Regions from separate parts of the Homo sapiens genome. Here region 2 is linked to region 1. Evidence: read pairs that join two places in POLR2A ChIA-PET (ENCODE). Cell type or tissue: GM12878. All regions are shown on one strand. Region 1 overlaps TCF12 (transcription factor 12). Region 2 overlaps TCF12 (transcription factor 12).

Region 1 (2,500 bases):
TTGAATACCCTGCATTTAGCTAAGGTTCTGAGACAGAAACAAGGTTGGTGGTCCAAAAAACTTTCAATGTAGTAATGTAAACAACTGATTTTTTTAAAGAGATATAAAGTACTATGGGAAAGCTTAAGAGAAAGAGGTGAATTCCTATTTAGGATTGCCACAGGATCACATGACGAATATTTACCAAGGATCTGCTAAATCAGTGATATTGTGATTCCACTGCCCATTCCTTTAAGAGTTAAAATATTCTAAAATCCAAAGTATACAGTATCCATATGGAGTGAGGGCTGTTGAATAAAGTAGGAGGAAGAAAAGAGACTCTATTTCTTAATTTTGTTTCCAAATAACACAAGGATGAAAAAAGAAACTTCAATTTTACTAGCTGGTTTACAATTATACTTGACTACGGAGTCTCAAAAATAGCATACAGTATCGTATCTAGTATGAAGAAGATACTTAAAAAAAAAAAGCTGTGGACCGGGTACGGTGGCTCATGCCTATAATTCCAGCGGTTTGGAAGGCTGAGCGGAGAGGATTGCTTCACATCAGGAGTTTGAGACTAGCCTGGGCACAATGTGAGACCCTGTCTCTACAAACACTGCCCACCCACCGACCTGCTGCCAAAAAAACAAAAAAACAAACAAACAAACAAAAAAACAAAACCACCATTAGCCAGTCATGGTGGTTCATACTTGCAGTCCCAGCTACTCAGGAGGCTGAGGCAGGAGAATCACTTGAACTGGGGAGGTGGAGATTGCAGTGAGCTGAGATCGTGCCACTGCACTCCAGCCTGGTGAAAGAGTGAGACTCCGTCACAAAAAAGAAAAAAGAAAGAAAACCTGTGAGGGTAGGCATGAAATAAATAGCCCTTCATTAACTGCAAATTCATGACTAACCTATCACAGTACATGATAAAACAAACAAGTTATTCTGAGAGAGTGGTTGATAGATAATACATTATATCCTTTGGGGGAAAAAAAAGGAAAAAAATGTTAGCTTTGAAAATCTGAACACTTTCTTTTTACCTCTATCTTAAGGAAAAAATAAAATATCTTCAGGCAAGTGTGTACATACACAGATATGGAAATTCAAGTATGGCTAGTGAAAGAATTAAAAATCAGTTTCTGGAATTCTAGCTAACTCTAAAGACACTTAGATTGCCTTTACACTGGTTAAACAAGACAAGAAAAACTGGAAAAGAAAATCACATTAGACATAAAAATCTGAAAATATACTGGCTACTTTAGACAAGTAGGTCTGAAGAAGTAACACATATATGCACAATGCAACCACTAACTGAAAAATCTAAAACTGAAAACGCAACCACTAACTGAAAAATGGTAAAAATTTTTCCACAGGCAAGTTCAGAAGGTTTCTGTTAACTGGGAGGCAAGTTAAGGGTAACAGCACTGTCTGAAGCTTAATCAAATTGGTAAGATGTCAAAGTATATCAAAAAAAGAAAAAAAAAGATATTTCAAATGAAGAGCACATACTGCTGATCCAAAGCACCCACTAAAGGGAAAAGAGGACCTTCATCTGTATAGTTTCTAGTTCAACTGCATCCAAAGTCTCAAGAGACAGTCAGTGATTCTTTAACATGGGTTAACAGAAATAAGAGTTAATTTGCTCAGACAAAATTCTTTCCTAATGAATCACTGCCCTTCAATTTGCTCTTTTATTTAACATTTACAAAGGTTGTTATTGACGTTTGCTGTATATCACTGCCAGGGGACCAAGCTGTGTCTGTGCTTAGAAAGAACACAATGGTGACAAGGCAGTGTTATAATCAACATAGAAGCTTGCCTTCCTCACACTGCCAAATATATCCTGGCCAAGCAACCTCATCCTAGACACTGCAGAGCCAATTAAATTGATCATTGTACTGAATACAAGATAAGCTTTCTGCAATGCAAGAACTGATAGAACAAAGATAACAGACAAAAATGACTCAATGAAATTATCAACAACAAAACTTAATTTAATATGCCTTCCCCCCCCTTATATTTCTATGGACAGACTATTGAAATATAAACTCTTCACAAAATAAAAACAATTTTTATAAAATATCTGCAAGCGTTCCATGTTTATAGTCTATAAAACCACTATGGAAATTATACAAGTATTTTAATAATAGTTTCATATTAATAATGGCATGATTCTAAATGAAATAAAATGGCCTTCATCCAAAGTTGGGGGAAATGTTATTACAAATTTTAATTTACCAATAACAGAAAATGCTAGAGTACTATCAATGTGCCAGGTACTACTTTCTGCATCAAGTATGTCCTTTAATTCTCAAACCAATATTACAATGTAAGTATAATTACTATCCGCATTTATATATTAAGAAACTGATGCTTACAAACAAGAGCCAGAATTTGAACCCAGATCATACTTGTAGGAAAGTAACTCTAATCCACAGTAACAAAGAAGTTTTGCTCATTCATGGCAGAGCTTAAAATTATAGCAACTCTTGAGGCTATTTTCTGTCAAAGTTAA
Region 2 (2,500 bases), 94 kb after region 1:
TTCCCATTTGTTTACCATATATTGTCTATGGCTGCTTGCTTTCATGTTACAACTGCAGAGTTAAGTGGTGACACAAAGCCCACAATGTTTACCTGGTCCTTTCCAAAAAGAATTTTCCTATCTCTGTTCTAGAGGAACACCAGAGAAATCTATATTATCTTCTACATGACAGCATTTAAAACTCTGGAGAGTATTATTCCTGTACATTCTCAGTCTTCCCATTCCCAGTTTTTTAACTGTTCCTACAAGAACATTTTCAGTAGCTCAAATCCTAAACATGCCTTTCTAAGTCACTACAGTTGACGAGTGACCCTCTTAAAGTATGAAAATGAATTCATCATCTCAGCGAAGATTACAAAGGAACCACTACCATCTATGATTCTGACACCACATTTCTATTAACACAGTTTAAGGTTTCATTCTACGTTTCATCACACTGGTGACTAACATTTCTTACGTAAGAACTTTTATTTTGTAAACTGATGTACATGAATTACTTTTATAAATAAAAACACTGTATGAGGAGCTATCATACAAATTCTTTCAACACAACTTCTCTGCATCTGGAGACCAGGCGCATTTCAAGTATTTAAAGCTCTTAGGTGGTAATCTTCTCTTTCTCTTCACTTATTATAGGCTACAATTCCATCCCATTGTGTCATTTAATACATGATTTCCAGACTGAGGATTATTCTAACTGAAACAAAACAGGTTCTGTGGTCAAAATTCCAAAGGGAAAATTCAGGTGCATAGATAAGAAATGTGAAAACGCAAGCAGGAGTGCCCCAAAGAAACCTCAATAAATGTGATTTTAGTGAAAAGGGCACAGGCTGGGGGCGGTGGCTCATGCCTGTAATCCCAGCACTTTTGCAAGGCTGAGGCAGGCGATCACTTGAGGTCAGGAATTCGAGACCAGCGTGGCCAACATGGTGAAACCTCCTCTCTACTGAAAATACAAAAATTAGCCGCACATGGTAGCAGGCGCCTGTAGTCCCAGTTACTAGGGAGGCTGAGGCAAAAGAACAGCTTTAACCCAGGAGGCAGAGGCTGCAATGAGCTGCGATCGTGCCACTGCACTCCAGCCTGGGCGACAGAGCGAGCTGAGCCTTGGTCTCAAAAAAAAAAAGGTAGCGGGGACACAAACTTATAAATCACATAGGACTAGATTTGAATTTAGGTGCTGTTCCATCATAGCTATGCAACACATTTTCATAATTTCAAAAGCAGATTAAAAATACAATGAATAAGCCAGATATTACCTTGACTACCTTTAAACATAAAACATAACCCAACATTTTAATGTAGGATTTACCTTTTCCTAACCTCAGCCTTCTAGCTTGAAGAATTCGTTCCTCTCCCTTACCTACCTTATCCCAAAGGGAAGTGAGCTTGTTGACGAATGTGCATGGTTCTTTTATATGTGGAGCTAATGTAATAAAAAGCTGCCAATATTACTGATTGGCACTATTCTTCCAATTACTGATTGGCACTATTCTTCTTACTATGGAATGGTCTAAGTCAGAAATTCTGGGTATTTTCTTTGCAGTACCGGCAAGCTCCTTTGGCAGCAGCTCTAAAGCCATGAATTCTGATCATCTTATCATTAATAAAGCTGACATTCCAGTCTTACTATGTTACTCTCTTGTATCTTATTTTTCATTTGGTTCCAAACTCAGGATCAAGAACCTTTTTTGGGTTGGGTGCAGTGGCTCATGCCTGAAATCCCAGCACTTTGGGAGGCTGAGGCAGGCAGATGACTTGCAGTCAGGAGTTCAAGACCAGCCTAGCCAACATGGTGAAACCACATCTCTACTGAAAATACAGAAATTAGTTGGGTTTGGTGGCGGGCGCCTGTAATCTCAACTACTCAGAAGGCAGGAGAATAGCTTGAATCCTAGCAGAAGCTGCAGTGAGCCGAGATCGCACTACCTCACTCTAACCTAGGAGACAGAGCGAGACTCCGTCTCAAAAAAAAAAAAAAAAAAAAAAAAGACACTTTTTTGAGTATGGGTCCTCAGATTAGTTTTGCACTTTGCCTTTCTTGCCTGAGCCATACTCCTAACACATTGTTCACAGTTATTTGTCTTGCTTCTTTAAAGCAGGGGTCCACAACCCCTGGGCAACAGATTACTACCAATATGTGGCCTATTAGGAACCAGGCTCCACAGTAGGAGGTAAGCAGTGGGTAGAGAGCATTAAGGCCTGAGCTCCACCTCCTGTCAGATCAGTGGTCACATTAGATTTTCATAGGCACATGAACCCTGTTGTGAACTATGCAAGGGATTTAGGTTGCACGATCCTTATGAGAATCTAATGCCTGATGATCTGAGGTGGAATACTTATGTCCCAAAACTATCCCCTACAACCCTCACCATCCACAGAAAAGTGTCTTCCACAAAACCAGTTCCTGGTGCCAAAAAGGTTGGCACCTTTAAACTATAACAAAAACTAATGTATTTGCAAAGAAATAAATTCAGAATCACACAGATTTGTTTTTTCT

The links. Peaks named below come from ENCODE experiments on the same cell type or tissue, not always from the same donor. Only the 100,000 strongest peaks of a DNase experiment are listed, where the experiment ranks them.
Region 2: POLR2A ChIA-PET joins it to region 1 with 6 read pairs; 4 of 35 experiments call an interaction of 5 or more read pairs at or near these places.

Annotation. Positions count from the first base shown.
Region 1 is chr15:57,117,428-57,119,927 of GRCh38, reverse strand. The region is part of intron 5 of TCF12 (transcription factor 12); the gene reads right to left. Among named protein-coding and RNA genes, the nearest start is that of SNORD13D, 160 kb to the left of the region's middle. In GM12878, no CTCF peak of the experiment used is centred here; a DNase peak (open chromatin) is centred at 1,313; H3K4me3 peaks cover 756 bases; H3K27ac peaks cover 1,790 bases.
Region 2 is chr15:57,023,708-57,026,207 of GRCh38, reverse strand. The region is part of intron 3 of TCF12 (transcription factor 12); the gene reads right to left. Among named protein-coding and RNA genes, the nearest start is that of TCF12, 110 kb to the right of the region's middle. In GM12878, no CTCF peak of the experiment used is centred here; no DNase peak of the experiment used is centred here.